Regions from separate parts of the Homo sapiens genome. Here region 2 is linked to region 1. The links are chromatin loops, found by intact Hi-C in ENCODE. Cell type or tissue: heart left ventricle. All regions are shown on one strand. Links, peaks and the distances in the headings refer to the core of each region. The heading gives the core; the rest is flanking DNA.

Region 1 (3,944 bases), core at 1,101-3,600:
GTTATCCTGAGCCAGGGTCGGTGGGGTCAGACCCAGACCCAGCACGAAGACCAACAACAAAACGCCCAGGCCCATCACCATCTCTTCCAACACAGGCTCCTGCGGAGGGCAAAAGGAGGTGTGGTAGACCCAAGAACAGCATCACCAAATTAGGCCAAAAGGACAGGAGCTTTGCTCTCTGACACGGCATCATGAATCAGATCTTTTCCACCACCAAATTTTATATTCTATTTTCCCTTCCTCATTAACCTCACACTTCGTCAATCCCTTCCTGCGGAACGTCTATTTAATAGTTTCCTGAGCACAACCTCTAGCTCCAACCGTTCTTCCCCATCCCTTAGAATCACTGAGTATTTCTCTATCAGTCGTAACATTACAAAATCCACTCTCACTCTTTAATTCATGTATTTATTAATTGAATAATGAACATTACATAGGTCTCTACTGGGTACCAGGGACTGTGCTAGGTCCTGAGGCACATTAAGACATACCAAATGACGGCCGGGCGCGGTGGCTCACGCCTGTAATCCCAGCACTTTGGGAGGCCAAGGCGGGCGGATCACGAGGTCAGGAGATCGAGACCATCCTGGCTACCACGGTGAAACCCCGTCTCTACTAAAAATACAAAAAATTAGCCGGGCGTAGTGGCGGGCGCCTGTAGTCCCAGCTACTCGGGAGGCTGAGGCAGGAGAATGGCGTGAACCCGGGAGGCGGAGCTTGCAGTGAGCCGAGATCGCGCCACTGCACTCCAGCCTTGGCGACAGAGCGAGACTCCGTCTCGGAAAAAAATAAAAACAAAAAATAAAAAAATGCCTCCCTAATAGGAAATGAGGCATCCATGGGGAAAAGATGGGGGCTTCAATGTACTGAGATGAGATAGTAATACAGGAGGTGAGAGCTAAGAAGAGAGTTTTAGGGGAGTGGTCTCTAACATTTTTGGCACCAGGGATCATTTTTGTGGAAGACAGTATTTCTATGGATTGGTGGGGGATGGTTTCAGGATGAAATTGTTCTGGTTCAGATAGATCATCAAGCATTAGTTAGATTCTCATAAAGAGTGCACAATCTGGATCCCGCACATGCGCAGTTCACAATAGGCGTCCAGCTCCTATGAGAATCTAATGCTGCCTGCTGATCTGGCAGGAGGCAGAGCTTAGGCGGACAGGCCACAGACCGGGATTTGGGGACCTCTGTTCTAGGGAACCCTGAGCCCAGGGAAGGAGTCAACCATAAAATTGTTTACGACAGGCTTCTAGCTAATTAGTCAGCTAATGTGAAGAAAGCAGTTGAAAGCAGTTGTATCCTGAGTTGAAGGGAAGCAGACCTACCTCCCCAAGAAGTAGGTGGTTCTTGTTCGTTTATGAGTAACTCACTGAATTTATGACTGGCTATGATTTCTTGGTAGTCATCACACATACTGAGAAATTCTCACAAAGGGAGAAAAATCTGATCTTCAAATTGTATTGCATTCTTAAGTGTAATACAATTCTTATGACCCCAAATGTAAAAATAAATGGTACATTTTCAAAGACATTAAATTAATTATTAATTTTTTATTTTGTGCTTCTCTTGTGTGTAAGTCAATGAACATTTTCGTATCAAATAGTTCTGTAGCCCTTGCAGGAAGCACCAATGTTGTACAAGTTGTGGGGATATTGCTGTTCACAGAAGGGAGTCTGAGCTTAAAAAAAGGCCATGGGTCCTGGCACTAGGCCTGTGGTGTGGCTAGCCTGTTCTGAGAGCAAGACTGTGGATCTAGAAAGACACAGGACCCCAATGTTCTATGGTTACATGGGAAGACGTGACTGGGTGAGCAAAGTGGGCTCTCTTTCTAATTTGCATTTGGTGTTGATTCCATTACAAATTATAATCTATGAACTTAATGCAAACATTTCCAGCTGCTATTTACTCCATTATTGTGGAATGAAAAAATTCCTTAGCATATTATTTGGTATTCTTCAGCAGTGCATCAAATTTGTCCGCACCGACATTTGTCCATACTTGAGAGAGTTGCTATCTCTAAAAGTCTGAAATTCCATGCTGAAAGTGTGTTCTTGGGAGTTTATCAAGAAAGAGGTACATGATTGTAGAATGGAGAGCCAGCCCTAAAGGAGTAACAAGTATTCACTCATGCAGCTGCTCCAGTATAGCTGCTGGGCTGCCAAGCCACCCACTTGCCACGTTCTTCACATTTACATCATGCTTTTCAGTCTCCTGGGTGTGTTTCCTGTTTCTAGTTTTTTGGAAGATCTTATTAAAGTTTTATTGATTTGTAATCAATTAAGTCTCTTGCTCTGTAATGAACAAATACTGACTTCTAATGTCAAAGGTCTGCCTTACACAGTCAACATTCTTCTGCCTGGTGCCAGAATCCCAGAAATCAGAAATCAGGAAACGGAACCAGAGCTGCTAGTACCTAAAAGAGTCGTTAGGTGGCAGTGGTGGATAGGAATGTTACTAATGTCTTCTCTAGGAAATACCGTACTTGCAGGAGGTGCCAATGCTGTATAACTTGTGGGGATATTGCTGTTCACAGAAGGGAGTATGAGCTGGTGAACCTGTTTAGAATCTCTGTCCAAACTCGCTCTGCATTAGATATTAAGACCAAGGACACCTCATTAGATATAAGTGCCAAAGTAAAAGCCACAAAGTTCAGAATCTACCCATAAGGATATCACAAAATAAAGACCGACCTGTTGTCAGGTTTCACGGGTGCCATTTCCAAACATGCCATTACCCACGTGATCGTGGATGAACAATGAAGTATTTACTTGTTAGTGTTTCTTACTGGTGTATATTCCACAGAACTCATATTATTCACCTTGAATCAACATGCTTGCCTTATTATAACCCTTAATATTTTTTAAGTAATTGACTTCATTTTTCTCTCCAGGCCTAGGTTTGTTCATCAAGAAAATAAAAGAGTTGCTAGCTCTAAAAATCTGAAGTTTCATGGTTCTCATTAAACATAATAGAGGCTTTGCTAGTTTCAATAGCAAAGGTCCAGTGACCCTCAGTTACAGAGACAAATTTTGTATAAGTTTAGTTGGGGGCCTGTAATCTTGATTCCCTAAGACATCCAGGAACCAAATCTCAGCAAGCGTACACCAAAACCACCAATATCTAACATCTGCTCCCTCACTCAAAACTTTCTCAATATATTCAACTCTAAATTCCTCAAAAAGCAAGGTAAAATGGAATTGGGAGAAAACCAGTAAGAGACAGATCGTTTGTGGTGTAAAAGTGAATCTGCCTAAGCCAAGGGTGCAAAGCCTCACATCTGGTGGCAAAAGTCCTATAGATATATCCTTCTGTACCCAAACACGTAACTGTCTGTCAGCTTTTTGTCAGTGGAATTAGTCCCAGCTGTTCTCTGTCCTTTTTTTCTTTTCTTTTCTTTTTTTTTTTTTTTTTTTTTTTTTTTGAGACGGAGTCTCGCTCTGTCGCCCAGGCCGGACTGCGGACTGCAGTGGCGCAATCTCGGCTCACTGCAAGCTCCGCCTCCCGGGTTCACGCCATTCTCCTGCCTCAGCCTCCCGAGTAGCTGGGACTACAGGCGCCCGCCACCGCGCCCGGCTAATTTTTTGTATTTTTAGTAGAGACGGGGTTTCACCTTGTTAGCCAGGATGGTCTCGATCTCCTGACCTCATGATCCACCCGCCTCGGCCTCCCAAAGTGCTGGGATTACAGGCGTGAGCCACCGCGCCCGGCCTGTTTTTTTTTTTTTTTTGAGACAGAGTCTTGTTCTATCGCCCAGGCTAGATCGCAGTGGTGCTATCTTGGCTCACTGCAACCTCCACCTCCCAGGTTCAGGCAATTCTCCTGCCTCAGCCTCCCAAGTAGCTGGGATTACAGGCGGCCACCACCACGCTTGGCTAATTTTGTGTATTTGGTAGAGACGGGGTTTCGCCATGTCGGCCAGGCTGGTCTCGAACTCCTGACCT
Region 2 (5,228 bases), core at 2,343-4,842, 360 kb after region 1:
TGAAATGTATTTTAGGATGTAAACATGCAAAATAAAAAAGGAAGCCTTTGGGAATTTCTCCAAAGCTGTTTTAGTCTTAAGAGGCTTAGTTCCGGTTTTTTAGGTGGAAGTTTTGTGAGTTGGGAAAACATTACATTCTTTCCAATGGAAGCATGCTTTTGTTAATAAGACTTCATAATACATTGGAGTCTTCATTGTTAAGTAGGAAATGAGGGGAAGGGGGAAGCAAACCTGTGTCTTTTTTGCTTGAAGGACAATATGGCCGGGCGCGGTGGCTCACGCCTGTAACCCCAACACTTTGGGAGGCCGAGGAGGGTGGATCACCTGAGGTCGGGAGTTCGAGACCAACCTGATCAACATGGAGAAACCCCGTCTCTACTAAAAATACAAAATTAGCCGGGCGTGTTGGTGCATGCCTGTAATCCCAGCTACTCGGGAGGCTGAGGCAGGAGAATCGCTTGAACCCGGGAGGTGGAGGTTGTGGTGAGCCGAGATCGCGCCATTGCACTCCAGTCTGGGCAACAAGAGTGAAAAAAAAAAAGGACACAATATCTTGGAGTTGGAAGGGCCCTTATGAGTACTATATGAGTGACCTTTCTGGCTTCTGGGTTATTGTGAGAAGTGTGACTTTTTGTTGTTAAATTTGTTTTTATTGTAGATTCACGGGGTACATGTGCAGGTTTGTTTCAGGGTATATTGCATGATGCTGAGGTTTGGGCTTCTATTGATCCTGCCATCTAGGTAGTAAACATTGTACCCAATAGGAAGTTTTTCAGCTCTTGCCCCTCTCTCTCTTTTCCTCCTTTTGGAGTACCTAGTGTCTATTGTTCCCAACTTTTTGTTCCTGTGAACCCAGTATTTAGCTCCCTACGCAAGATTTAGCTCCCAACGCAAGATTTAGCTCCCACTTATAAGTGAGAACATGCAATACTTGGTTTTCTGTTTTTGCATAAATTCGTTTAGGATAATGGCCCCCAGCAGCATCCAGCAGCTCCAGTTGCTGCAAAGGACATGTTTTTTGTTTTTTTTTTTTTTATGGCTGTGGAAAAGTGTGAAATTTTTAGGCAGAATATTTGCCTTTCTACTCACTAGCTGGTTGAGCTTGGGCAAGACATAGAAATAACATATTAAACATTTAACTCCATGCCAGCTACAGTGCAAAATGTATTTATTACCTCAGTCTTCACGGAAGTTTTAAGAGGTATGTAGTATTTGTCCTCATTTTACAGAGGGGACAGCTGAAGTTTAGAGAAGTTGCATAACTTACCCATGGGCACAGCAAATACATGAGAGAGCCAGGATTAAAATCTAGTTTAGTATGATTTCAAAATCTATTATTTTAGGGAATATTAATTAGTGCAGCTATGATGGAAAACAGTATGGAAATTTCTCAAAAAATTAAAAATAGAACTACCATATAATCCAGAAATCCCATTTCTGGGTATATTCAAAGGAAATAAAACTAGTATGTCAGAGATACCTATACTCCCATGTTCATTGCATCATTATTCACAAAAGCCAAGATACGGAATTGACCTAAGGGTCCATCAACGGATGAATGGATAAAGCAAATATTATACATATGTACAGTGGAATACTATTCTGCCTTAAAAAGGAAGGAAACTGATAGTGAGTGGGAAATAAAACTTGGAGTCTGTTCTGATAGCAGTACCTTATATAACTATCTCTAAAGGAAAACTATACCAAGCTATTAGTCTAGTATTTACTTCCTATGAACAAAATTTTGTGTGTTCATTTTGTTTCAGGTTGAAGATGAAATCCACTGAGGAGGGAAGTCCAGCACCCTGTGTGCCAGTCCAGAACTGGCCCATCTGTAGACCCCCTGAAAATCATATGGGCTTGGATTTGGATATTCTCAACAGAAAGGGTTAAAGGCTGATGGTACCTAAAGCCTGGTACTTGAATTTTGATCAAGATAAGCTGCCTTAAGTTCTCTTCATTACACGTATGTGTGTCTTTCCTATCTAAAAAGCCTAGCTTAGAGATTCGAGTTACCATTGTATCCTATAATGCTAGGTGGCACTGAGTAAATTGGAATAGAGTCAAAAGGAATGGTGATGAAATCTTAACACGAGTATCTGCTGATTTAGTATCAATTTGTAGTTTGTATTAGGCCTTCATGAAGCATCTGTTCACACATATAAAATGTACCTTTTGGCTATGAACACTAGTACTTTGAAGTGATTACTGCCCACAGTCAACAAAATGCTGGGATCATTGATTGTTTATGGAGCATTTGCACAATACTTAGTAAATACGAAATGTCCTTTGTATGGTGGAATGACACTTGTTGAAGCATGCATGACTAGAATCCTGCAGGGAAGCATCACACATTGGGAAAGGTATCACATATTTAACATCAGGATTTATGTGCCAGGCTTTGTGCTATGTGTCAAAACAAAAAGACCAGGCCTCTTGCAATCTGGGTTTTGTTTGTGAGTTGAGATTAATAGAGAAGTTGTTCCTTTCAACCTATAATTATTATCCTGTAAGAATACTTAGATCAAGTAGTTTTTTTTTTAATTTCCTTTTTAAAAAAATTTATTTTAGGTTTGGAGAGATCAAGGAGTTTTAAGGTAGACATTGTTAAAACTGGAGAAACCTTTCACACCATGTCTTGCTTCTTGTCTACATTCTCTTAGTTAACCTTGCATCCTGCTGATCTGAAAACATTTTACATAGTTAAAGCTAAGTATAGGGCAAGGAAGGAGTAAAATAACATTTTGATCATATCTGTCTGAGATATTTAAAATGCTTCAGTTTCTTTCCAACCTACTGAGCTAGCATGTCACTGCATTACATTTTAAAGCAAACCTTTAGCTCTGTGTATTTCCTGTAGGAAGTACCATGGTGAATTGAAGAGTATGGAGTTTTGATGGAATTGAATTTAAATCCTAGCTCTTACTAGTTAGGTGACCTTAGGAAATTTATGTAATTTTTCTGAGCCTCAATTTTCCTGTAAATAGGGGGTTGTAAAATTTAAATGATACAAATTCTATACAGCTTGACAGATAGGATTTCTAAAGAATGATAGCCACTGCTTTCTTTTCTGTCAGCTTATTTTAGACCCATTCTTAAAGGCACTGATGTCCAATGGAGCCTTCTGTTATGATGGAAATGCTCTATGTTTGTACTGCCAATTTAGCTATTGAGTAATGAAAATGTGACTAGGGTAATGGGAGAAATTTAATTTTTAACTCTAATTAAGTGGTTACTTATTGGACATGCAACTTTAAGGTCCACTTGTGACCCACTCTTTTTGCTTCATGAAGCCTTCCTTGACCAATCCTACTTCTTTTCTTAACCTTACTTGCTTTCTACTACTTATTTGGTGGTATGTTAATTTCTGTGAGTCTTGTCTTTCTGGCTAGATTGTATCTGAGGTTATGGATTTTTAAATCTCCACACTGCTGCATGAAAAAGAACATAATGATGAAAGTATAACTGCAGTATTTTTAGCTAACAAGTTTTAGATGATCATTACAAGTAAATACAAAAAATTTTCTAGCTAGTAATTAGGTGAAGAGTAGGGAATAGTGTGAAGGTTGCCTGCAAAGATGAACTGCGTATCTAGTATGTATTTGACCTGAAAGTTCAGATGACACGCAAATGCTGGAAGAGGAAATTAAAGCAAGACTCTTTCTTACACTGCCATCTTGTGGCAGACTTGGGTTACAAATGTTACTAATTCAATTTTCCTATATAAAGGGAAGATTTTCTTCAGATTATTTTGACAAAGGATTACGAAGAGTAAAGGTTAAATACAATCCGGCATTGGCTCAAATGAAATTGAAACATGCTTTGAAAAAACTGACTATTTTGGATTATTTTCTCAGTTATCTGAATCTTAAAAGTTCTTGACTCCTTCCTCTTGCATAACTGTTTTCTTACTGTGAGGTTGTTGACCTTTATAGCCTTTCAGAAGTTGGTTAGACTATTGTGCAGTTTTATCCAAGCTTGTAAATTTATACAAAATTAAGCTTGTGTAGGGGTCCTGCTCGGTTTTTTTTTGTTGTTGTTGTTAAATTTTTTTTGTTTTGTTCGAGACGGGGTCTTACTCTGTTGCCTAGGCTGGAGTACAGTGGCACGATCACAGCTCACTGTAACCTTGAACTCCTGATCCTGCCCTATTTGATATTGAGCTTGGGCATTTGGTGACATTCTCCAAATAGATGAGTCAATAATTTATATTAATGAATGGAGAGTTAAATAAAGGATGAACGGTTACTCTAAATTTTCTTGTGACTTGGTATAGAACATGCTGGTGTGAGTTGTCATGTAATCATAACCTTTGTGAATTTATTTATGTTTTTTAAATTTTCCAGAAATGATCCTAGATAATTGATAGATCCTGTGGTTCAACTGGATTTCTAGATAGAAGCTGGATTCATGTGATGCCAGAGGTAAGAGTAAGAGCAAAATCTTCGTTTTTACCTCATTTGGATTTCTAATCACTTAGCAAGACTTGGGACTCGGTGTTATTAGTGGATGGAATTTGGTAATTAAAAAAAATCCCCAGTTCTAACCTTAGGAGAATTTTCCTGTTTAGGGATGAGGAGCCAGTGCTGGTTTGCCCTTCCTCAGTCATTTACAGTTTGCCATGATGAAATGCATGTTAAGTCCGTGTTTCAGCTGATCAGCCTGATTAAACACATGCTCTGAGCAGACTAAAGCTAGGGGCAAACACCTGCAATTGAATTCTGCTTGTTGGAATTCATACTGGGATTTAGTCTGTAATCCCAGGTAATTCTTAAATCTTAATAAATTATGAATTTGAGACTAATGTTTTGTTGTGCTTTGATCTTTTGTGATATCTCTATATCCCCAAAAAATCACTTTTGTGAGTTAGAACTAGGGTCAGGAATCATTAATCTAAAAGTTCAAACACTACAGAAAAAGCACTGGCAACTGGTATAATTCTATAGGCAATTTAGCCTGGCAGTTTTAAACTAATCATTATTTTATCAATCTATACATGTAGATTAAAGGAAACACAGAGTTGGTTAAATCAATTTTGTGAAGACTATACGGTACAACACTATAGAATCACTTAAAAGTTATGATACAGTTTTATGTTTATTGAAATAGAACGGTATTCATGACACATGAAAAACAGATTATATAGAGCAATATGTTTCTGCTTAAATATTTTTATATGCATATGTTTGCTTAAGAAAACTGAAAGGACATATATACTAAAATACTAG

What was found. Hi-C counts contacts between places; a loop is a spot of excess contacts. Peaks named below come from ENCODE experiments on the same cell type or tissue, not always from the same donor. Only the 100,000 strongest peaks of a DNase experiment are listed, where the experiment ranks them.
Region 2: a loop joins it to region 1, with 8 times the contacts of the local background. A loop is called at or near these places in 62 of 110 quality-filtered maps.

The regions. Positions count from the first base shown.
Region 1 is chr14:20,689,702-20,693,645 of GRCh38, reverse strand. The region is part of intron 1 of RNASE4 (ribonuclease A family member 4); the gene reads right to left. ANG (angiogenin) reads right to left here. Exons shown (of 2, transcript NM_001097577.3): 2 at 1-99. The coding sequence starts at 81. EGILA (EGFR interacting lncRNA) reads left to right here. Exons shown (of 4, transcript NR_174964.1): 4 at 1-166. Among named protein-coding and RNA genes, the nearest start is that of ANG, 2.9 kb to the right of the region's middle. In heart left ventricle, for the core only: a CTCF peak has its summit at 2,430; no DNase peak of the experiment used is centred there.
Region 2 is chr14:20,325,912-20,331,139 of GRCh38, reverse strand. CCNB1IP1 (cyclin B1 interacting protein 1) reads left to right here. Exons shown (of 7, transcript NM_021178.5): 2 at 1,767-1,966; 3 at 4,347-4,424. SNORD126 (small nucleolar RNA, C/D box 126) reads left to right here and starts at 4,601; the gene lies at 4,601-4,699. In heart left ventricle, for the core only: a CTCF peak has its summit at 3,670 (motif pointing left); no DNase peak of the experiment used is centred there.